5 separate regions of the Homo sapiens genome follow, and regions 1, 2, 3 and 5 are each linked to region 4. Evidence: chromatin loops called from intact Hi-C (ENCODE). Cell type or tissue: GM12878. All regions are shown on one strand.

The links. Hi-C counts contacts between places; a loop is a spot of excess contacts. Peaks named below come from ENCODE experiments on the same cell type or tissue, not always from the same donor. Only the 100,000 strongest peaks of a DNase experiment are listed, where the experiment ranks them.
Region 1: a loop joins it to region 4, with 8 times the contacts of the local background. A loop is called at or near these places in 3 of 110 quality-filtered maps.
Region 2: a loop joins it to region 4, with 3 times the contacts of the local background. A loop is called at or near these places in 10 of 110 quality-filtered maps.
Region 3: it touches region 4 in a loop (4-fold over the local background); 14 of 110 quality-filtered maps call a loop at or near these places.
Region 5: a loop joins it to region 4, with 4 times the contacts of the local background. A loop is called at or near these places in 16 of 110 quality-filtered maps.

The regions. Positions count from the first base shown.
Region 1 is chr3:4,843,913-4,848,912 of GRCh38, reverse strand. ITPR1 (inositol 1,4,5-trisphosphate receptor type 1) reads right to left here. Exons shown (of 62, transcript NM_001378452.1): 62 at 1,407-2,774. The coding sequence ends at 2,688. The region is part of intron 2 of LOC124906209 (a long non-coding RNA gene); the gene reads left to right. Among named protein-coding and RNA genes, the nearest start is that of EGOT, 95 kb to the right of the region's middle. In GM12878, no CTCF peak of the experiment used is centred here; a DNase peak (open chromatin) is centred at 2,852; H3K27ac peaks cover 1,144 bases.
Region 2 is chr3:4,828,281-4,833,280 of GRCh38, reverse strand. All of the region lies in intron 60 of ITPR1 (inositol 1,4,5-trisphosphate receptor type 1), which reads right to left. LOC124906209 (a long non-coding RNA gene) reads left to right here. Exons shown (of 5, transcript XR_007095795.1): 3 at 2,263-2,334. Among named protein-coding and RNA genes, the nearest start is that of EGOT, 79 kb to the right of the region's middle. In GM12878, no CTCF peak of the experiment used is centred here; a DNase peak (open chromatin) is centred at 1,980; H3K4me3 peaks cover 823 bases; H3K27ac peaks cover 2,126 bases.
Region 3 is chr3:4,708,811-4,713,810 of GRCh38, reverse strand. It overlaps ITPR1 (inositol 1,4,5-trisphosphate receptor type 1), which reads right to left. Exons shown (of 62, transcript NM_001378452.1): 38 at 3,338-3,486; 39 at 1,943-2,054. It overlaps LOC124906210 (a long non-coding RNA gene), which reads left to right and starts at 3,459. Exons shown (of 3, transcript XR_007095797.1): 1 at 3,459-3,542. In GM12878, a CTCF peak has its summit at 2,236 (motif pointing left); a DNase peak (open chromatin) is centred at 2,210.
Region 4 is chr3:4,774,098-4,779,097 of GRCh38, reverse strand. It overlaps ITPR1 (inositol 1,4,5-trisphosphate receptor type 1), which reads right to left. Exons shown (of 62, transcript NM_001378452.1): 47 at 3,656-3,856; 48 at 1,724-1,834. Among named protein-coding and RNA genes, the nearest start is that of EGOT, 25 kb to the right of the region's middle. RefSeq lists an enhancer at 2,385-2,454. In GM12878, no CTCF peak of the experiment used is centred here; DNase peaks (open chromatin) are centred at 1,987 and 2,487; H3K27ac peaks cover 4,467 bases.
Region 5 is chr3:4,720,329-4,725,328 of GRCh38, reverse strand. All of the region lies in intron 40 of ITPR1 (inositol 1,4,5-trisphosphate receptor type 1), which reads right to left. Among named protein-coding and RNA genes, the nearest start is that of EGOT, 29 kb to the left of the region's middle. In GM12878, CTCF peaks have their summits at 3,083 (motif pointing left) and 4,484; no DNase peak of the experiment used is centred here.

The DNA of each region.
Region 1 (5,000 bases), 70 kb before region 4:
AGGGTAAGATCCCACAAATGTTAGAGAAGTGGAATGGAATTTCCCAGACCCTTTAACAGATGGATTAGTTAGGGAAATTTGCAGATGCTTGAAACTTGAATTGGTGCTGTAGCAAACTGTTAATATTAAATAAAATGGCTTAATTAAGTAACATTGGCTTTCTCTCATGTTAGCGAGTACTACCATACTTTCACCCTGATAACACTAATTCTTCATCCGGGTAGGTAACTTTGAAGGTGACTTGGACCTTGATCTTAAAATAGAGGTGTTGGAAAGGCACAATGTGAAGGAAGCAGGCAGAATTACAATTACACATCAAAGGCCCCCGGAGTTTTCACTTCAAATTGTATGTTTCAATTCTACTAGCTTTAGTGTTCACACCCAAACGGCAAGGGTAGGATCTACTGCATGGAGGGAGGAGTGGCATTCCAATTTCGTTTATTTTCTGCTGAAGCTGGCACACTGAATGAAGATTTATATCTTAAGTGACAGGATTCAAATGGAACATGACAAACCTGTAAAAGCTGCAACTTGGCATGTCAATGCAGAACTTTCCAATGAACTGGATGGGACTTGGGAGACAAACCACACACACTGCCACATCTCGTTGGGCAGTGTGAGAGATCAAAGAGAAAGCCCAGGGGAAAAGCAAGTCCTTGCTAGCTAATGTGTGCATTGTGGGGGTTAGCATAGATTGCCATTTTGCTTACAGATAAAAGTAGGTATCTGTCTTAGGCTTGCCTTACGATGGAAAAATTTTGTGGAGACAGGCTGCACTGACTGGAAAAAATTAATTTGTTTTTAAGTTATCAAATTTATAAAGTAGAAGCATTAGTTACAAAACTAGCCATTTAACTGGAATTTAATCTTGACCTAGTTCCCAACATTGGGTGGTATTATTTACCAAAGCATAGAGAAAATTAGTGTCAAAAAAAGCAGCCAGGGCAAGCACTGATTTGAGGAGGGAACAGGTTTTACTACGTTTGGACAGGCAAGGTGGCTCTGTAAAAACATTTTACACTTTGCTGAAGGACCCTGACCACTGGGCATGAACTAAAACAAATTTCAGCTGTTCCCGATACTTCCACATGGCACACAGCAAATTAAAGATCCCCCAGTAAAAGCAGAAGAGACAGGAGATTTAGTAGGGCGCTCCCGACAGCCTGGCTGGCAGTCACTAATCCAGAAGAATGAATGAATGTTGTACTAAATACTCCCCAATGTTTGTTCTAATAATTCTCCTCAGAGCTGTCATAACAACAGCAAGTGTTTTTTTAAATAATCAGGTAAACATTTTCTGAATTAACCTGGTAATCAAACCGACTGTACTTCAAACTGATCCTAAAGAAAGTACATAAATGGAATAGCAGTTAAGTCACAAATGCCAAATGAAAGCCACCAACCAGTCACTGTATATTCTGCATCATTTATTAAATATTTTTATATATGCATTTACAAACTTTACTCATTTCAGAACTCTGCTTTCAATGCATTTTTAAACTGTTTTTTTTTTTTTTGCAGAGAGATTCTCTTGTAAAATGAGATCCATGTACAAAACTAGGCAACAGATATAAAAGTTTCCTTTCATATTTTTCATCCATCAAGAAAAGAAATCATGTGACAAGAAATAAAACCAAAATGTGGCTCTTTCAGAAGAATAACATGTCTGTGGTCAACTATGACTTCTAATGAGATAGTTCATATTTCATCTTTATATGGATGTATATAGTTTTAATACTTCTTAGCTACTGTAGCATGTTGGTTCAGATGAAGAAAAAATAAACTCTATTGTTTGGACTAGATAATCTAGAAACCATCAATTATGCATGTCTTTATAATGCGACATCAAAATTTACCCAGGAGATGACACTGATTGGCCAGCAGTATGCATTTATCCTGAACATTGCATAGAAAGTTCCCTTTAAAAAATTCATTATCTTCTTCACAAGCTAAAGTATGAGCCTCTAATTTGGCTCTCTTATTTAAAGAAATAGTTTAAATGATCAATTTAGAAGCTTAAAAGTATCTTTGAAACTAAAGTTGCTTTTCTTAAAATGAATGCTGATTTAACAGTTCATAGACTTGGAGCATTATCACTAGGAGACGGAGGCACTACTGCCACTAACGAGAAACAGCATCACCAGAGGATAATTACATGGTACAAAATGCCCAGGGGCCTGAAACTCACTATTAATATAATTTTGGCAGCAGCATCATTTGAAAGTTAACCATTTATTACATAGTATTAACACACCAGCTTCAAAGAAGTGCACTCCCTTTAGGACACTCGGGAGCTACAAATGTATTGTGATTGCATAATTCGTATTGCACAGTTTTATAAAAAACATAAATACTGGCTATTCTAGTTTTAAATACAAAATACATGTCATATACTTTTAAATCTATAATCTGGTTCAAGTGCAAATCAGGTGCTTTCTGTTAGTCCTTCCAAAAAAGGCATTTTTAATATTTTTGGCACAAATGAAATGTCATCATGCCAACAATTCTAATTACAATACATATATCCAAACCTTTAGAGTAGCAATCATATACATACAGTATAAAACTGAGTATTTACAAATGTATTCAGCATAAATGTAACCTTCGTGGGTGAATCAGAACTCATTAGCCATACCCACACTAATAATAATTATAAAAGGTAAATACAATTCCTTTCTTTCATTTGCTTATGCTGGTTGTTGTGGGTTGACATTCATGTGAGGAGGATGTCCTAGAAGACCAATTCTTTGTTTCTGCTTCCTTTGTTCTGTCATCTGGAAAGTTAAAAAGTTTCATCATTAGACCCAGATACTTCCTGTACGTCAAATCGCATACTGAACCATAGATTTACCTCTGTGGTTATGGTTTATACTGAAACCCACTTTCTACAAATAGTGTACCATCGCTATATCAAACACACAGCACTTCAAAAAAGGCATCTTCTTAGGCAGAATGGGAAATTCTGTGACCTAGTCATGCAATGTAACATTCAGAAGTATTGCTTGCCACTTGTTTCATAAAGAAACAAAAAACAATAAAAGCACAGGATTCTTTCTTGTTTCCCAAATGCACTTCCAAATGATTTGAAGACTCATTGGAAAATGGTGGCTTTGTACGATAGTAACAACACGCCATACTAACAAGAAAAGCAGTGTTTAGAATCCTAGGTTTGAGAGGGAGGGTTCGTGTCCACACTTTCAGTGGGTCCTGATTTTTCTCTTCAATGACTCTTGAGTAGTTGGTTAGAGAAAAAAAAAATTACCTACCATAACTAGGAAAATGAGAAATGTTCTCAAATCTCTTTGAGGTCCAGAATGATTAAATGCTGTAAATAATGCTGTGACCATTCACGGTATCTATTTCTTGCCACCCAGTAGACACTGAGGCTCGCTGAAGGTCAGGCGAGACCATTGCCTAAGACTAGTTCAAATGAAAAAGTACTTTCAAAATCCCAAACAAGAAGCCGATTCTATTCATTTGGTTGCTGAACTAAATATATTCTCATGTTGATGGGTCTCTAGACCTGTTCTAGGTATTTTAGGGCATACTTACTTCTGTCTCTGTATTAAGATTTTCCTTAACCCAGTTAGTCTTAGTTTTGGATTTTAGGGTGAGCATTCAAGTCAACTGAGATAAAAAGGCTATACGGAATATATATTCAAGAAAATTGTTGTCTGCAAGTGGGTTAAGGTCCTACTCCTATGTTTTTAGCTTCCTAAAATTGTAGAGGAATTAGGGTAAAAAGAATAAAGGCTTTGGAATCAGATCTAGTTTCTTATGGTTTTGTCATTTAACTTATCAAAGTCTGTTTTCTCATCCATACAATCAGGATGATAATTCCTAGCTGATTGGTGGAGAATTGCGAGGTTATACGCAAATTTATTAGCATAGCATCTGTCACATAGTAGATGTGACACTTAATCTCACTTTTCACATGAACTCATTTTTGGTACAAAATATCTGGAGAGAACATAAAACAAGACTAATTTACCTAGGTTCAATTTCAATGTGGTTATTTTTTCTTCTTCAAAACTAGCATTATCCTCTCAAATCAAAATACTATTTTTAGGCTCCTGTGGAGATGCTTTCTCTGTTATAATTTAGATGAGAAGACTTACAAGGACTTAGTATTTCCAAAAGGTAGCTTTTAATAAAGCTTTTAATTAAGAATTGGATTAGGAAATTCCAGCTAGCCCCTGAAGTTTCCTTAGGTGAGTGACATCTTTAAAGGAAGTGTTACACACTACACTGTATCCACAGATTCGGCTCAGGAAGGAGAACCTAATATGACACATGAAATAAATTCACAATTAGGTTAAAATGCCAGTAATTCATTCATCTTACTACCTGATAGTTCAGATGTTTAGCTCAGATTTTTCTCCCACAACCCTTCCCTTGGCAGGTAACCTTGAGAGGGAATCCAATACAACTTAGCTAAATTTGGATAATCTCAAGTGTTCAAATTGATTTAGAAATCTTGGTGTGCTCAGCCAGGTGCAGCGGGCTCACGCCTGTAATCCCACCACTTGGGGAGGCTGAGGTGGGCAGACTGCTTGAGCCCAGGAGTTCGAGACCAGCCTGGGCAACGTAGCAAAACCCCATCTCTACCAAAGGGGAAAAAAAATTAGCTAGGCATGGTAGCGTGCACCTGTAGTCCCAGCTACTTGAGAAGCTAAGAGTGGGAGGATCACTTGATCCTGGCAGGTGGAGGTTGCAGTGAACAGTGATGATGCCACTGCACTCCAGCCTGGGCAACTGAGATCTTGTCTTGGAAAAAAAAAAAAAAAAATCTTGGTCTGCTCAACCCTTATTGAAGGATACTTTACTCAAAGCTTATATTTAAAGCTGCTGAAATCTTTCAACTCAAAGTTGAATGTCAAAGTTGGCCATTAAGACTTTTTTCCCCTGTAATTTTGCTTTAAATAACTACTTGTATTTGAGATGACCTTTTAGTATGCGTATTTTCATCCCTGTTTGTTACATCAGCTCTCCTTGACTTT
Region 2 (5,000 bases), 54 kb before region 4:
CAAGTGACCAAATGACTACAGATTAAAATGAGAATTTTCCTCACCTTCTTTCATGCCATATGTACCTCCTGGCCCTCTAGGCAATGATTTCAGAAGGGTCTTTGAACAAATAAATGCAAAATGCACAGACTTTCTCCATTCAACAGCTTTTTACTGAACTTTTACAATATCTGTGTCCTGCATGGGGTTGAGCGCTGAGGATCTAAAGATGAGAAAGACAAGGTCTCTATTCTCAAGCTGCTTTAGTCCAAGAACTGTGGTCACCGGCCAGGTCTCAATGCATAGTTCTTCGCCTCTGTGGAGCTGCACGGAGGCCCTACCTCCAAGGGTGAGTGTCTAAAGAGTGTGTGCTGAAGACACGAATGGGGCCCATCAGCATGCCAAGGGCCGCTCCTGGCATCTCTGCCCCTCGCCTCAGTGGTGGTGGAGAGGCACTGATGCCCTGCGTCTTGTGCTGCTACATGGCGTACCTGTAATCCTGGGACTTGATGGCCCCACCCAAGGGGTACATAAAGCCATAAAAAGAAATAATGCATCTTTTTAGAATGTACAATATCCATTTTAATCAATGGTAAATGATTGAAATATTTTTATATTAAATTCAAAAAGTTACGTAGACCAGATAGAAAGGTCAATTTATTTTTTTGAGACGGAGTCTTGGTGTGTCACCCAGGCTGGAGTGCAGTGGCGCCATCTCAGCTCATTGCAACCTCTGCCTATCTACCGGGTTCAAGCTATTCTCATGCCTCAGCTTCCTAAGTAGCTGGGACTACACGCATGCACCACAATGCCTGGCTAATTTTTGTATTTTTAGTAGAGACTGGTCTTGAACTCCTGACCTCAGGTGATCCAACCACCACCTCCCAAAGTGCTCAATCAAATGTTAAAACACGGCGTTTCAAAGAAGGTCATACTTTGTGCAGGCCACATGGGCCATGTGCTCCCATCCTAGGGATAAAGCCTCATTCTCCATTTCACAGGAGGCCTTCAATGCAAAGATAGCAAAAGGATTTTCTGGTCCAGAAATTTATCAATCACCACCACACAGAGTCTCCCCCAGTGCCTCCCTTAATATCTAATAATGAAAAGCTGGGCTACGAGGGATCCCACTGGCAAGCATTCTTATCTTTTCTGCACTGAAGTGGGGGAGAGCCCCAAATTTAGGTGTTACCAGTGTTTTAATTAAATAATCATCCTGGGCTGTGAAATTAAATCTCAAATTACCAAGAAGTACCTGGTAGTTAAAATTAATTAGCAATTTTAGCCAAGCTGTTCTCTCAATTTCCCGTTGGCTTTGCATCCTGTGCAGTAGGACAGGCTCTAGTGTGGTATAAGGTTCCCCACCAACAGGGTCCCCCTCTGCACAGAGAATCTAAATCTCAAAGTGCAAATGTTTAGACTATAACCCAGTTACTGGAATAGGCACAGAGAGAACACCTGAATCCAATTACTTTCTCTCTAGCTAAGACTTTCATACAAAACTCTGAGCTTGTTTGAGTGCTGAATGACTCCAGTGAAGCCTGTCACCCACGCCTCTCCAGCCAGCCAGCGTCTGAAGGCCTAGAAATGTTTGCAGAATCTTGCCTGTATCATCTATTCAAGATCAAAAACGTGTCTCAGTGTCTTGGCTTCTAATGGATTTTTGGAAAAGTCATCTTCAGCTAAGACGCTTTGTCTGTTGTGAATTATCTTGGGGTGTGTGTGTGTATATGCGGTTGGGAGGGGAAGGTGGGGAGAGGATTACGGGGTCACTGAGCATCTGTCGGCCGCATCTGCCACTGGGTCTGACTCTGGCTTCAGTCTGCTTTGCTTCACTCACTCCTTGCTGCTGGCATCTCACATACCGATGTCATTAGGCACTGTCTGCCCCGGTCCTCCTACAATCCAGCCAGTACAGTTCCCGTCACAGCAAGTGCTTCCTCTCTCGGAGCAGACAAACTAACTGAAGCCACAGCCGGAAGCAGGCTGACCACAAGTGCTAAGGTTCTGGTTAGTTCTTTTCTAGGTAAAGTTGGAAAAGTCCCTGCGAAGGCAAACACTGAAGTTTTAGATATGGGGGTGGTACTGACCAACCTCTTGAAATGTCCTTGACTGGAAAGAGGGAGAGAGACAGAGAGAGGGAGTGAGTGTGTGTGTGTGTGTGTGTGTGAGAGAGAGAGAGAGAGAGAGAGAGACAAAGACAGACAGACGGAGGAGGAAGTTGGATTGTATGATGCAAATGCGAATCATTCTGAGAAGTGGGGTATTTTTTTTTCTTCCCAGGTTCAAAAGAAGAGGCTGTTCTAAGAAAGACTACCGAGTAATCAATCACCTCCTCAGAGAAAGTCTGCTCAGGTAGAGTTTTACGTTTACCACCTAAACGATGGAACATTTTTGTGGAATCTTTTATAGCCAAATCAGAGAATGAGGCGTTGAGGGTGAGGGGGGCTTGAGGGCAAAAGAAAGGGTCATGGGGGAGAAGATGGGTCCTAGAAAAATGGTCTTGTTGCTTTCTCTGCCCTTGAGAATCCCCTCTGGGAAGACGCAAGGAGGCGAAGATGGTCTTTCCAACTCAAATGGCAGCTTCATGTCTACTGCTCTCACTAGGCAGGAAGACAAACTGGATGTTCTCAGAATGCCTAGGGATGCTCAGGTGATGGAAACGACTAGAAGGGGGTACGGGGTAGGCCTGGAAACAGAGATTTGGCCTCCCCATGTATTTAAACCCTCAGAAAATGTCAGGAGGAGGAGGCTTGAAGATAATATTTATGTCTTCAAAAGCAGGAATATGGGACACTTAACGGACTTTAAATCATTTGTCCCTTTTATGAGCTAGGGTGATTATTTTCATTGAAGAGGAAGAAAAAAAAATTAGTCTTTAGAGCTAATTTTTCTAAGATCACAGCAAAACAAAATGAAACCTAAACCCTCCAAAAACAAAAACACAGAATCTGTTGGTTTTGGTGAAAAAATAGTCATCTTTATGTTCAGTAGCTCTGAAATGCCACTTAATAATATCTATTATAGGCCAGGCATGGTGGCTCACGCCTGTAATCCCAGCGCTTTGGGAGGCTGAGGTGGACGGATCACCTGAGGTCAGGAGTTCGAGACCAACCCGGCCAACATAGTGAAACCCTGTCTCTACTAAAAATACAAAAAAATTAGCTGGGCATGGTGGCATGTGCCTGTAATCCCAGCTACCCAGGAGGCTGAGGCAGGAGAATCGCTTGAACCCAGGAGGCAGAGGTTGCAGTGAGCCGAGATGGTGCCAATGCACTCCAGCCTGGGCAACAGAGCAGGACTCCGTTTCACACACACACACAAAAAAAAAAAAAAAAAAAAAAAAACTGTTATACATGTTTTAAAAAAAACCCTAAAAAATGGATCCCATCTTTGGACACAGTAAGATCAGAGACAGCCTGAGGCTCAGGGGGAGGGAGGGAGGGAGTGATAAATAGGAGGTGTGCAGAGGATTTTTAGAGCAGAAACTATTCTGTGTGATATTCTAAAGGTGGATACGTGTCATTTGAATTGGTGAAAACCCACAGAATGCACAACATGAAAAGTAAGCAGCAAATGATGGAGGGACATTAATATCAATGTATCCAATATTGGCATATCAAATCTTAACAAACAAACAGGCCACAATAATACAAAACGTTACTAACAGAGGAAACTGGCAGGAAGTCAGGAGGAGAAGGGCATGTATGAGAACTCTGTACTTTCTGCCCCATTTTTCTGTAAACTTCAAACTGCTCTAAAAAATAAAGTCTAGTAATTTTTTCTTATTAAAAAATTATCATCCTTTTATTCTTTTTAATTTTTTTTCTTCTTCTATCCTGTGAGTCTATTAATTTTTTAAAAATGGGATTCCATACCCGGAATTTGTTGGCCAGCCCCAAATTCAAGGAATTCAGTTCTCTTTGTCCCAAAAGTACAGTGACTTCAGACCACATGCATATTAATATCCCTGTATTTCACAGGTTCTGTACATTTCTGCCACAGCCTTGTGACATTAGTGTGTCAGTAGAAAAAGCAATGGCCTGTAATAAGAAGAGTTTCAGTTGTGTGTATACAGGACGGTGAATGAGTGTATAAGTCAGCTAGCTCACCAACCTGGTCTATTTTCTTTCTTTCTTTTTTGAAAGAGATCACCTCACCAGCTACCTCACTGGGTTACTGTAAGGATCAGATGGCTATAAAAATGTCCCACAAACTGGAAAGCATTATGCAAAAGTATTATAAATCAGTATGTCATCTGCCTAGAGCTGGGATAGAGTCAGCACTGCAATCCACGTATTGACTCTAATTTCAGTGCTCAGCTCCTGGGTAAAGATAGTTCCTTTCTTTCTTTGGGATAAAAATTTTAGGGATACTGATTTCTCTTTTTACCAGCTAAGCCACATGAAGGGTATCCAAACGGCATAAATCAAGGTGTCAGTCTGGTTCTGTTTTTGAGCTCTGAATGACATTACCAAAACAGGCCACATTATATAATCTTCAGCTGGACTGGAATGACCAATCACCCTTCCCAGACTCCATAGTTGTTCTTGGATGATACAGCGCAACAAAGATGGGCTCATCCCAGCAGAGAGAACCACACCCGTTTCTGATGAAATCCCTAGGAAGAGCCAGCCTCAGAATAATCCTTTCAAGTCATTCTGGGGCCACCGGTGGAGGATTTCCTGGGCACCCACAGGGTGCCATGGTGCACAGGGACCATGGTACACAGGGTGCACACTTGCTGGGTCCTGGGCACCTAGGCTGCCAGGCTGAGGAAACCAGAGGACAGGAGGAGAAAAAGGTGGGGCCGGCCACCCGTGCTGGACAAGGGCAGGGCGAGCCCATTTGAGACTCTGAATAGAGAACAATCAGGCTCACTCACCCTTCTCCCCACATCAGCATCCAAGCTGGCTTATGACATCTCGCTTAGGCAACTTCCCCTGCACTTTCAATTAGCTAAGAAATATGCCAGAACATTCCCAGTGGCTATGTATGAGGATTTTAGCAATTTTCGTGGT
Region 3 (5,000 bases), 65 kb after region 4:
CTTCTCCAAGCCTCTCTGCTTAGGTGTGACTGATTTCTTCACCAGCTGAAAAGGATTTAAGCTAGACCCCAGGAACCTCTACAAAACTGTGATATAATTTACTCTTTCCAAGTGATCTCCTTTGAGGGTCCTCTCAACCCTATGCCCTTTCTTTCTCCATGAGCTTTATAACATGCATTACGACATTTCTCATGCGGCATCCCCTGGGGTCTGGGATGCTCTCCCAGTTGGCACTAATGGGTAGGGGCAGGGAGCAGGGCAGCACACCTTCCACATAGCCTCAAAGACCCTGACATACTTGTCCGCCAGGCAATAGAGACTCAGGAAACTCCAGGACAATGCTTCTACGTTCCAGGTTATAAAAAGACAACTGCAGGGAACTGCATGTATAATCACAACTTGTAAGTCACTAGAATAGAGGCACCGAAGTTTACTTTAAATACCTCGGTTATGGAAAGAAATAGATATTCCAAATAAGAGAAAATTGTGGTCTCCAGATTTGAAAAATCAGGTTTTATGCCCATGGATGCAAAAATATTCACTCAGCTTTGGTGGATTTAACCTTTTTTATGGAGAGCAAGTTTCTGTAACTAGATTCATATTTTATAAATGTTTCTGAAAACTCACTTTAAGAGAAATGAAGATCTTGTGAAATAAATGGTTAATATTTATTTGTCTGGTAAGTGTATTCTCTGCCATCAGCCTTCCCCCGTACCCCCCACCTTTTTTCTTTTCTTGTTTTTAAGAGATCTACTAGGTGCCTATACAGGTATGAACAGGCCATCCCAGCACTTCTCACCTTGCCAGGGGTCTTCACTTCCATCATTTATATTTATAAACTCTTGTCTGGCAGGTTTTCTCTGCAAAATTCCTACTGAGTTACAGAAACCTATGTTCTAATTAGTTTCTAAAAAATGTAATGGACATTTCTAGTCATGGAACTCTTGTTGCTTACAGATTATGCCCCGTGGTATAAACTAAGAAACTGCAAAATCCGTTTTCTGTTTTCTTATCCAAGGAGTCTCACTAGTAACATTGCTCTAATATTAATGACAGATAGGTTAGAAAGCAACATTCCTGCAGACATTTATACTTGTGACAATCTGGTTGCCACCATCGATTTTGACAAGGCAGGCTGATTTAATTATCAAGGCTTCTTCCTAGAGCTGAAAAATGACTTACTGGGTATTTTGATAAGTCAGTGATATCAGCATATTCACCTACTCAGAAATTGTTGCTAAATGTAGCTAGCTGACCGTTACTGAACATTATTACCTTCAAATGAAAATGAGTGAGATTTCAATTCACGCCCATCATTTGTTGCTGGGGGCTGAAAGGAAAGGGAATGACATTGTTTCTGTCCTGCTCTACCCAACATCAGAGGTGTAAGGAATGGATCTGGTATATCCTTGTTCACTGCATATACTAAGAACAATCAGGTCACGGGACTGTCCATTTCCCAATCTCCCTCAGAAGTGGTGACGTGTATGCCTGCCTTAATTGCAGTTAGAAGTGGAGGGCGTTTCTTGATGCACTGAAAGGATTGCGCAACAGCTCATCTGAACGAGGCAAGTAAACCCACAGGTATGCTTGGCTGAAACCTAAAAATCAGAAACGCATACTTTGATACAAAAGAGGCATTTGCTCCTCACTGGGAATTTAAATAGATGGAAAATCTTGTTATTACCACTTCTCTGACATTAGATTATGTGGCAATCAGCCTATAAGAGACGACTAAGTATATTTGACTTTTAAAAAAGACAGTCATATGATTTAGCTCCCTTTAACGGCAGGATAAACAGCTTTTTCTTTCTTTCTTTCTTTCTTTTAAAAAAAGCTAGCCCCTCAGTCAGTAATGCCTGAGCTAAGGTGGGTTTTGAAAGGTCCCTCCCTTCAGTTTCATAGTAAAACCTGGTTTGACCATGAAAATAAAATGCAGTACCTTTTCTCCATAGCCTCTATCTTTGGTCATCATTTCCCTCAGGGTCTGTAGGACCTTAATGCAGAGCTTCTCTTCATTTTCTTCTAGCAGCTGTTTTGTATGCTTTATTAACCTGAATGGGGGGAAAACCACGGATTACTTCCTTGAAGCTAATTTTAAATTAAAAAGACTTCACAAGCAATTTATTTTAACTAGTCCGTTAATGAACAAATATTTATTAAGAGCTCTCAGGTTAAAGATACTTCAGGGCATTCCCTGCACTGAGAACAGCCAGTTAGCAACTGTGTCTCAATAGTGACACCTGCTGGTAAATCACAGCAAACAGGCTCACTGGGCAGGAGTCAGCCACATACAATGGAGAGATTATATGGAGAGGAGAACCGAGACAGAGGTCCACTCAGACCTGCTCGTTTATAAAGCGTGGCTATTTATCCACTGAGAATTGCCAGTAAAATGGGTCAAATATGCCAACACTGTAAAACAAAAACAACTCATGAGGATGATGGTTGAGGCCAATACACACAGTTCCCTTATGCACAAGCTTGTCCTTAGAGGGGCCCAGAAAAGTAAGAAACTCACATGCAGAGTCCAGCCCCAAGCTAAACAAACAACTAATCTTAGGGTAAAAATCTCTTTTTTTTTTTTTTTTTTTTTTTTTGAGACAAGGTCTCGTTCTGCCACCCAGGCTGGAGTGCAGTAGCGCGATCTTGGCTCACTGTAGCCTCTGCTTCCTGGGTTCAAGTGATTCCCCTGCCTCAGCCACAGAGTAGCTGGGATTACAGGAGCCCGCCACCATGCCCAGCTAATTTTTGTATTTTTAGTCAAGATAGGGTTTCACCATGTTGGCCAGGCTGGTCTTGAACCCCTGACCTCAGGTGATTCACCAGCCCCGGCCTCCCAAAGTGCTGGGATTACAGGCATGAGCCACCGTGTCCGGCCTTGGGGCAAAAATCTAATGGAGATTTCTAACCATGGGTCTGCTTGTTGCTTACAGATTACGCACAAGGCATAAACTAAGAAATTACAAAATTATTAGGAAAAGATGGTGAGGTCACGATAGATCTGAGATTTCTGAGGGCTGAGGGATCATGGCTTTTTTATGTCTGTACCACAGCACACGGTGGGTGCACTGTAATGAATGAATGAATGGGCATGCAGTGAAAATAAGAACTTCTCACCAAAAAACAAAGCAAAACAAAACAAAACAAAAAAGTGTCAGTAAGCAGGATTTAATAGACAAACTTACTTTGGGGAGGTCAGAACAGGACTTTAGCACATGACCTTGCATTCATCAAAGTTAAAAAACAGGACAACGTCTCCTTCTTCGGGAACAAAAGCTTTGTGAGGTCATCAAGGTTCTGGCAAATGAACACCCCAGAGAGAGAGGCCGCTTACTTGCAAATGAAACCGCCACTTTCACATTTCCTTCTGGCGTCTGTGTTCTCTGGGAAAAGCAGCTCGGGTCTGTGGAGAACATCCACGAGCACAGATAACTCTGCCTGCACCAGGGGCCTGAGACGGTCCTCCAGCGCGGAGACGATGTCCTAAAACGGAAACACAGCCTCAGTCAACGGCTCAGGCAGACGCTGACCACAGGAGGGTGAGGACATTGATTTCTGCCCTAAAACACTGATGCACGGGTAGGCTAGGTTAGAGTAACTTTAGTACCGTCTGGCATCTCAAATTATTAGACATTGCCCAATGGTTACCTGAAACATTAGCCTCTGATGCAGAAAACAAAGTGAAAACAAGTCAACTTTCCCACCACCCCTTCTTTCAAGGTGGCCCTTATGCTACTCAAGGTACCACTGCATGTAGCTTAAAATATGACGCAAAAAATCAATTTAACAACATGGAAAGATGTCTATGACATGGGCATAACAAAGGTCAAACAATAATAATCCTATTTTTATAAACATCATCAATATCTAGCTAAAGGATAAACATCAAATATTAAAACATTACTACTGGTTTTCTCTGGGTGGTGGGATTACAGGTGATTCTGATTTTCTTCTATATAGAAATACTTGTCAGTGTTGTTTATTTTCAATGAGCATGAATTATTCACATAATAAAGTCATACAAACATGAGGACACCAATGAATGAACATGCTGTATCAACATGCTAAATACATGTACCCTGATAGCATGATGGTCTTCAAATGCAAAACACATAGCTGTAGGAAAGGAAAACAGAGAGAAGTTGAAAGAGCAGCAAAACCAACACAACAAACACCATTTGAAGGCAAATGATAGAAAACAGATGAGAAATTATCTTCAAAAGATGCTAAAGCCTGCTCCATGGTTTGGTGACTCAGAACCTGCCTACAGGCATGTTGGCTAAGACAGGGGCCAAACACAGCACGTTGGATAATACAGGAAGGCCTGGTTACCCAAGGACATTTGCATGGGAAAAGCTGCTTAAATTGGGACCCAGTTGGGATTGACAAAGAATTAACTAATCTTTCATCCAGAAACTAATGACATGAAGATAATTTAATCTTAGATTTAACACAATTTGGGTGATGAATGTAATCACTCAGTAAGGTTTAAGATGCATAAAGATACATGAATCAATCAAATAATTTTGAGTGGGGCAATTTTCCCAACAAGACTGTAAGACGGTACTTTGCAACATCCCTTAGTTCATACTGACTTTCACAGCACAGTCAAAAAAGGGTCATTTCTGCAAAATTCTGAGGCTCTTATCAGTTCCCCCCATAGCATCCCTTTTGGAAGCACCCAGTCAATATTCTCTTCAATAGTTATTGATCCTGACTCTGGCAAATCTTTGTCTACGGTATTTACACAGGATTAAAGTTGTTCTTATCATGTTCATGTATTTCATGAAATCCTGCATCTTTTGCACAGTTTGAACTTTACATTGCAATTGATTTGCATTGTACTGTCAAATGTATAGCATTCAGCAATCAAGGAGACATCAACAAAGATGGCAAAGCAATGGGCGGGGAAAGATGCTAGCATTAAGTGAGAAGGATGTCTAGATGGGGATTAATTATAGAAGTGGTCTGTTTGCGAGTGAATTTCTTATATTACA
Region 4 (5,000 bases):
TTCTTCCCTGTCTTAAAATATTTCTATTAGCTCTCATAACCCCTAATATAATGAGTACATCTGACACTAGTTAACAAATGTGACCCAAAGGAACAATGTATGCAGGCCAAGCCCTAATTTCCCATTACATTAAAAACACCCATGTTCACACCCCACATCCTGTACTTCCTGGCTTGACTTCATTTTAGGCCCTGGGTCTATGATACTTTGTATGCTTCTTTATGTACAGGACTTGAAAGCTGTTGGGTTTTTTTTCTTTTTTTGGACAGTGAGAGTGGTCTTATTTCTTCCCCTAGTTTAGGTCACAGCAGTTGAGTCAGGGTATCATGCTATCGCAGGGCACAAATTTCTATCATCATCCATAGATCACTGGATTAGTTGAAAAAGTCACTCAAATGCTGACCAGGAGCACATGAACTTCTGTTTATTTCGGACTTTCTGATAAATGGTGGCCAGGTACACAAGGTTGAATCTGTTAAAATTCACTCTAAAACACAATTTGTCAAAAGGAATTAAAAATAGCAGAAAAAAAGTCCATTTAAACCACACACCCAAATCGACTGTTAGTGTGGACTCTCAGTTCTAAATAGTAAAGAAAAAATAACTGCCATTCCCACAGGTTTCTGTGTTCCCATCTTTCCTAATGACCTTTCCTATGACATCCTTCATGCAATAAATACAGCTCAACCTTTCAGCCAAAACCCTGTAGTTCTAGGCTCTTTCATGATAATGATGAAGTGCTCGCTGCTGCGGATGGGCAGATAGAGGACAAATCTCAACATGCCCTGACATGGGAACAGTTAAAAAGGAAATGTGTCCAGAAAGGCTAACATGTTTTGAAATATACTTTAGAAACCTGATGCCTGCAAGCTCAATTGTTAAAACTGAATCATGGGATTCTCAGAGAACCTATGGAACCCCTACATAGAAGGGAGGGTTTTCTGGGTATACTTTAGAAGTCAACATCAGGAATGGTATATCAATTTCTCAAATATCCAAAAAAGGCCAGCTTGGAAATGCTGCAGGTTTAGCACCTAGAAGTCACGATTTTCATTCCGTTAAGCTGTTTGAGTAATAGAGAGTCCAAATGTCAGTGGGGCTTCCACATCAGTCACCTGCAGTCCCGCATTTGTACACAATACAGAGAAACTCAGCAGAGGCCCGCAGGCACATTTTTGGTTTGTGTAATTTTCCTTATTTTAAACCAACATTATTAACCACCCTTCTGCTAAATCAGTGACAAAAGAGAAAAAGGTATTTCCTTGATTAAGTAAAAATACATGTTTGTTTTTTTGGGTTTTTTTTTTTTGGTCCTAGATAGGCTTAGTTGTACTATTCTTCAACCGGCCCTTTTCCCTCAAATGGGGAAAAATCAGAAACCAGAGAGGGAATGGCGTTTCCACTGTTTCTCTCTTTGTGACTTTCAGAACCAAGGTATTTAGTACTCGATGCTGTTGGGATTCACTTCTTAGCTTGGAGCAAGGAATCTTCATTCTGTGTGACCTAACAGTTCAGAAGCTCCTATCCCCTCATGAGATACCTTACGTGGAAGAGAAAGGTTGGAGTTCTGCATCGTAGTCAGCACTAGCAACCTGGGTCATTCATTTAAAGAACTATCTTTAATATTTACTCTCATGACTAATTGCCCATGTGCATGTGCCAAGGCAAAACACAAAAGTGACTGTTTCCAAATGACTGTCTTCTGCTTTTAATTCCTACTTGCCTTCAGTTCTAACACAAGGTCCATCCTCTTCTTTCCCAAAGGATTGATATCATTGAGGATCAGGGCTGTGATGATGTCAATGCCATTGGATTCATGGGTGGCTATGCAGTTCTGAGCAAAGACACACACAGACATTCACACAAACGCTGGTCATAAATCAGACGTCAAAGGCCAACAGGCTGAACTGCTATTTCAACACAATGCTTACCACTCCCAGTAATGTCTCTAGGGGAGAGCTGCAAATTTTCCGTGAGAAAGTGGTAAGAATAAAAGACAGATGAAAATCTCTAGTTTCAGAATTAACAGTAAACAGTAGGAAAGTCCCCATGCACTGTAACTGATAAATTGGTTGTGTCTAATCCAAATCATGCAGCACAGTTGGCTTTTGTTCTTAAGGGAAAATATGGTGTATGACTGATTCTGGGTTCTGAACCCTTTTTCCCCTTTCAAGGTGTGTTCCATTCTCTCTAAAGCACTCTTTTTGTATTTTGTACTTTAGCTTAAGGCTTAAGCTTGGAAAGCAAGTTTCCTGTTTAAGGCACACAATATCAAAATTAATCATCTGCCCCCAGGTAACATCTCCGTTTGCAGCACAATCCACTCTGATCTGTTCCTTTCAACAGGCCCCTATTTGGCAGAGAAGCAAACTTGAGGTAATAAGGAAATTCACTTAGATGTCAAATAAAGCCTTTCCCCAAGCCTGTTGTATTTTTTTTGTTCCTTTTCATTTTAACTAGGACTACACCATCTGCTTCATGAGGGAACCGGGAGAAGAAAGTGCATCTCACAAAATGCTATTCTCACATTCACAGACAACTGAGACCAGGTTTTTAATAGACAATGAGTTGTCTCTCATAAACCGTTCTCCTCTGAATGAAGGGCCTGGCTCCCCAAGTCACACAAGTAACCTTCCCTGGCTGCTGGGTTTAGCACTGACCATTTGAAGCCTTGGTCGTCTCTCTCCAGTTAGGATGAAGCTATAATTTGGTATTAAAAAACATACTTGGCTGGGCGCGGTGGCTCAAGCCTGTAATCCCAGCACTTTGGCAAGCCGAGGTGGGTGGATCACGAGGTCAGAAGTTCAAGACCAGCCTGGCCAATATGGTGAAACCCCATCTCTACTAAAAAAATACAAAAATTAGCCAGGCATGATGGCATGCACCTGTAGTCCCAGCTACTAGGGAGGCTGAGGCAGAAGAATCGCTTGAATCCAGGAGGCAGTGAGCCGAGATTGCACCACTGCACTCCAGCCTGGGCAACAGAGTGAGACTCCGTCTCCAAAAACAAACAAACAAAACATCATACTCAACCTAGCACAATGCAAAAACTCACAAAATCCTTAAGATGCCATGTATAAGCAATGACTCTACTCAAGACAAGAAGTTATTGGGTTGTACTCCCAAAATATTCTTCTTTGAGAGACCAAAGTCAAGACTATCTCATCTTTCTTTCCCCTGAATGTCCATGATGTTTAAATCTCAACTATAAAAATGTCCTTATATTACTTTCAAGCTGTCTCACGTGTAGTAATTTTCTTCTCTCTAGCTAGGCTTAAACCCCCTTCCAGTAGTCACTCTTTGAAATCCCCTAGTATTTAAAATAGGTCACTGTCTTTTGGTTCTCATTTCACTCCTGCCTTATTGCCTACTCCTAGAAATCAAGTTAAATAGTTGGACATTCAAACCAAATCAAATGAAGCCAAACCTAGCCAAGGAAAGAGACCATGGACTGTCCCTCCAATGTCCTTCATTAGGAAGGTTCTGAAGTATCATGAAACACCATGGCTATTTCTCAACTGCTGGAAGACAGCCTCCTGTCCTACTGACTCCCTAGGCCAACAGGCACAGGCTTCGTGATTTCTGAACTAGTCTCTATCAACATTTCCAAAATGGGACACTTTTTTTCCCCATCCCAAAACAGAAATTTAATTACCTGGTTCTCATGGCAAGGTCCTTGACAGTATTCGGTCAGACTTTCCAGGGTTTGGTTGATAAGCGCTACATTCTTTTCATTTATATACAAGCCCAGAAGACCAAGGCCTCCAGTTGTGCTTCCACAAATACAGTCCAGAAACTGCAGGGTCTCACATACCAAATTGTAGTTGGTCTTGTTATTTTGGCAACGGAGGAAGTTCTGCAATTGGGTAGTCCCCAGGTTCGGTGAGCAAAGGCAGAGGGAAGAGGGAAACGTTATTCATCCTGCCATTCTGATAGCCTCTAATAGGTTGGTAATTATACAGAGAGATGCCACGTGGGAGAGCATGGAAGAGTCAGTATGCCCCCCACCACCATGATGATAAACCCATGGACTTGGTGTATGGCAATGGCCCTCAACAATGCAACCTGCTCTCCAAGGTGTAAGTATATGGAATGCAGTGCAGTTGACTCCTATAATCTTTTTGAGTCCTCATTTCTCCATTCACTTCTTAACCCTTCCTCTCTCCTGCCCACCCCAGCTTCCATCAGGTGTTGAGTTCAGAGGCATCTGACATTTCCAAGGGCGGTGGTTTTGTTTAAAGATGATGGTTTGATCTGAGTGCTGAATGCCCGGAGCCCAGCACTAGGGACAGTTCACCATAAAATGGGGGTGTGATCAGCTGGCTTACTCCCAGTGCCATGTGGCAGGAGCCTGGATTACTTGTTTGGCCATTTCCACGATTAAAGGAAGGAGTGACAGTGAGTAAATGTGTGTGTGCTTGTGTGCATGTGCCTGAGCAGGTGTTCTCCAGGTGAGTTCTAAATGTAAACAAGAGGCACAGATAGGAGCAAGACACTTCCTCAACAAAATTTAAAAAGCCACATTCACCCAACTTGAGAAATAGAGTATTTTAATGAGGAGATTTTTGTCAGAGGCTCCAGTCATCTGTTCTTAAAAAGAAGCAAAAATTAATTATGTATGTTCTTTTCCTCAGTTACCAAAGCGACATGCTTACTGTAAAAAAAATGGGCAATAGGAAAAGATTAAATGGACATGATCTTTGACCCAGTAATTTCCACTTCTATGAAGTATTCACTTCTACTCACAAAGTATGTATTGGATGTCCACTATAGTACTGCTTGTGACAGTGAAGAACTGGAAACAACCTAATTGCGCACCAATTGAGGAGTAAATAAATTACAGTATATCTACATCATTTAATATTATAAATTAGAAACACCGAGTAGATCCCTATGTGCCAATATGGAAAGATCTCTATGACACACTGTCAAGTTTTTTCAAAAAGGCATATAGATTAATATGTAACAAATGTTCCCGTTCCAATATATAGAAAAAGGAC
Region 5 (5,000 bases), 54 kb after region 4:
CTGCGATGGGGGAACACATTTAAGATAAGAAAGAAACAAAAAAAGTCTACCACTAACCAAGGAGGAATGATGCTTTAAAACAAAGCAAGTGACAGGAAAAACCACAGCACATCCTTGTCTCAGTCCACCGAGACAAGGAAAGCAATAGTATGCGTGTCCACGGAGGCTCTCAGGGGAGCAGGGGTAGTGATGAAAGCAGGGGCCCAAGGCTTGGGAAAGTTCCACGTGCCACATGTCTCCTGTGGGTTTAGGCTTTCTCCCATGTCTCTCCATTCTCCACATCCTGTCCTACAGCAGAGAAGAAGACCTAGGCTCCAGCTTGGGCTTAGGGGATGCAGTCTCCCTGCTCCAGTGTCTCTGGGAGAAACAAGGTTTCCTGCACTCAGGGTTACTTTGGAGATGAGTTTCCCACCCCATGCGTTTCCCTTGAGGGCTTCATGGTCTGGGTTTCCTGGCCCCATCCCAGCCATGCCACACAGATACCACCCTCCCCCTTGATTTAATAATTTCCAGCCCATGGATGAGCAACAAAAGGATGCCTCGAAAGGACATGCAGGTGAGGGGGAAGGGGTGAGAGGGCATGCAGGGGCTACACAAAGGTGTGCCTGGAGAAAAGTCCACCGCTCCATCTGCAGACAGTGCCGTGAATCTGCCCTCCAAAAGGACATGTGCCTGGAGCAGAGAAGAGATGTCAGATGGAACTGCCAGACCCCACCTGGGCATCTCGGGACCAAAGTCACACACCAGCGGTGTGACTAGTGTGAGGTGTAGTCTGAGGCCACGAGACAAACCCGAGGCTCACGCTGCAACTATGTGACCTTGGCCTCTAACAGGGCTCCAGCACACTCACCTCAGGGCCAGAAGGTGGCTGTCAGGTGGCAGGCCAGGGCTGGTGTTGAAAGCATGAGATGAGTGACACTACGAAATCTGGTGGTGTCTTCGTCCAGCTCAACATTACCCTTTTGATAGTTTGATCCCCAAGAGGGAAGAAAGCCTCTTAATATAGGGCTGCTATATTATGTAATCTAATGATTTCTGTCTTTTGTCTATTTCCCAACAGAGAAAATGAAAGAAAGATCCAGGGCATTAAACTACTTCGGCAAAGACAACAAGGGTTGCTCACTCAATTCTGGACAGACGACCTTTCCTGCATGAGTCCAACTCCACTAATCTCAGGGAGAAAACTTCCCTCTGAAGCATGCAGCCTCCTGCTCGGGGTGGGGAGGGACAGTGCTGGTGGTAGGAAGGACATGAGTGGGGAAGGAAAGTAAAAGCAGAGCACAGGTAAAGGTATTTTCAAAATGATAGAAAGATCACAATCCAAGAATGCATTTTTAACTCTACCCTTACATTCTGTATGCTAAAGAATTAAAACTGTGTAAACATTTTTGCTATCTTCCCTTAGTGCAAAAAGAACATATGAGAAAAAGCAGAATTAAAGCAATTTCCCATGCATTTTAGAGCAGACAGAGATATAGACAGAAGTATTATATTCTACTATTTGCATGGGAAACCCTCCCACTACAGCATCCTTTATACTGATCCAATATGATCAGAACAAAAGAATTATAGGCATGGATTCACCATAGGAATGCACGGAGCTACCCTCTTACCCCTTTGCCAATCAAAACAAAAGCAAAAGAAAATAAAGATGGAACTAGTATGTCGTCTGTTTGAATTCTCTTGCCTGTGCTCTCTTTGTCCAGAGAAGCATCTTGAATTCTTTCAGAATAGAAATAGGTAGTATATATCTATTTCTTAATCACCCGGCAGGGATTATGTTTTATGATTGTACTGACACACTATTTCCTCTGTTAAACTGCTGTCATGCTTGTTCTAAAATTAGTTTAATTAATTCTTAAAACAAAAATTAAATTTAAATTAATAACTGTCTTTTCCCTTGAAAATTTTACGAAGCCGTTTGAGAAAACAGAGGATGCTTTGCATCTTCAAGAATCGTGTCTAACCAGAAAAACACTTTTCAATGTGATCCCTTCGTGGAATAGACTGGAAAACCCCAGAGCACTGCATGAGCATCCTGTGACTATGGCTCATCCAGGGTTTAGCTCTGGCTCTCTGTGTGGCCCTGAGCCAGTCACTGAACCTCTCTGGGCATCCACTTCCTGACCTACTCAAGGAGGACAAAGCAAATATTCTTTTTTTGTGTGTCTGTCTGTTTTTGTGATGGAGTCTTGCTCTGTCTCCCAGGCTGAAGTGCAGTGGCATGATCTCGGCTCACTGCAACCTCCGCCTCCAGGGTTCAAGCGATTCTCCTGCCTCAGCCTCCTGAGTAGCTGGGACTACAGGCATGCACCACCACACCCAGCTAATTTTGTATTTTTAGTAGAGACATGGTTTCACCATGTGGGCCTGGCTGATCTCGAACTCCTGACCTCAAGTGATCCGCCTGCCTCGGGCTCCCAAAGTGCTGGGATTACAGGTGTGAGTCACCACACATGGCTGCAAATATTCTTTAGGATTCCTTCTAACTAAAATACTAATTAATCCTTGGTTTATTTTCAGTAAATTTCATTTCACAATATCTAGCTGGCAAGTTCCCTAAATAATCCAACCCATGGGCCAGGCATGGAAGGGGCCAGGCCATACATGGTATCTAAGTCGGTAAAACCACCCATAGCCTATACTAGCACTTCCTTCTAATGCGGATGTTGGCTATGTTTCCTTGAGGATAAGGTTATTTTATGGCAATAAGCTGTAATTTCAATAAATATAAGCATATTAATAGGATATATATGTTCAAATAAGATCTGTATAAATACAATGTATAATACCCCAAGGAAAAGATAATGTTTAGTAAATGAATAAATGGAATTATATTTTTATTGTCACGTTTTTTACATGAAAGGTGAAGCCCTCATTGAACATGTGTTTAGGGGGAACATTTTGAGGGCACGGGCTCTCTGAAATTCCCATGTTCTGTATTCCTGCTTAGTCCCAGGACCAGTCACTGCGTTCAGGCGCTGGCACCTCCAGTCAAGGCCAATCTCACACATCAGCAGGCGATTCATAGTGATCTGATGTGCTCTGGTTTTGAACTGAGAAACCAACTAGTGCCCTCTACTGCCTCTTCATATTTACTCTGCAATCTTGTCTTCCCAGTGTTTTTAGGCGAGGTGAGCAAAACCTAACTTAATAGAAAAATGACTCCCAATGAATGGCTTTGAAATAGAAATTCAAACTGCACCTCAAGTCACTGAATCTTAAGTGTCCTTCCTGGATGAGGCCACGAATCAGGCCCTCATTATGGTACCTTGGGTAGTAACTGAATATATGCATATGCGACACTGATCTACTCACTTGCAACACATAATGTACCCAGCATTTTATCAAGGGACAAATTTCTACTACAAATGAAAGAAATTATACTTTATCATTCTTAAATGAAAAGGAGCACACAGACTTCCTAAGGTGACTATTTCTGGTGTCTGCACAACAGCACCCACGCACATCCATCCATCCGCTTCATGTGTGCCTATCACAGACCAGCACAGATCGCGGCCTGCAAATACCCTTTGTTTTCTACTGCCCTCAGCAGTAATCCCCTTCCTACCCTGGGGCTTCTAGAATTTTCCTTTGAAATGGGATGTCTCTTTCTATGACTAACCTGATAGAAACCGAATGCAATTCAAAAAATGTAACTGTACCGTAGATCTAGTTATCAGCAAATCAAAGACAATTTGTATCTCCAGCCGCTCGAATCAGTCTTCAGAGTTCCTTTCCACTCACTCATAACCTCAGAGGAGACCAACAGTGAACAGGCTTGCAAATATGTTTGCTGGGCCCGATCCTGCATCAGCCTCTGAAAACCCACACTAAGAAAACAGAAAGCTTTAAAGAAAATTGAGCTAAAATAGAAGTTATCTAGCATTTCAGTAGAACAACTTTAAATCTTCCTATCTGCTGAGACAACTATCTTTACTAACTCTATTTGTTTTTAGAAACAGAACTAAGCAAAAATTATTTAGCTCCAACAATGTGGTTTCACCTACAGTTTATAGGACAAGCTCATCAGAACCCAATAGCAAAGTTCATTTTTTAAAAACACATTCTGACATGACCAAATTATACAACTTCAGTCATTACGGAATAATCTCAGTGATATGCATATATATATATATATATATATATATATATACACGCACACACACGTATCTACACACAGACATATATAAATATATATAAATATATATATATATATATCCCTCCACTGACTTTGCAATAGGTTCTGTATGTTCTGAGTTGAGTTTGCTCTGTGGTTGCCAGTGTCTAACAGTAAACAGCCCCACTGCATTTATTGGCAATTACTGCTGAAGGTCACACATCAGCAGTGAGCCTAAATTCCAGGAAAAAAAGCAGCTCTTATGTAACTGCTGCCTGAACACTGGCAGGTACCCAACCCAGCAGTTCACAGCAATGTAAAAAGTAGGACATCTCCACCCTGGGTTGGGCGTCATGAGAACGCCCCCTGAAGGTGAAATTTAATCACTCTTTGTTTCTCCTGTTTCCCCCTCTACCTCGAATTTTACAATGGCATCTTTTGCCGGCAGAAGCAGCTCAAGTAGGAGAAGTCGAGGAGTTAACATATGCAGGCTGCAGCCGCCCTGAGTAGCTGGAATGTGAATTTAGCTTTTTTGTTGCAATGCAGGAGGGCAAAGTTGCTAGCTGGCACCAATGGCTCCAGAGATTCCACAGTTCCAAGGAGGCAGTGATTCAGTGGGAATCACATCTCAAATACGTAGAAACAGACACGTCCACTGAACCACAGTACCTGCTTTCTAAACACACCAATCCCTTCTACAGACACATCTATGAAAACTAGGTGGACTACTGTTCTGCTCACCACCTCGGGAGTACTTCGCTGGAACTATCCGTTTGATTAGTGCAGCACTTTAAAGCATAGGAAAGCAATTCACATGATTACCTGTTGGGGCCACTCACCTGTCATCACCTGATCTCCTAAGCCGCTACCTGGCCTCCCT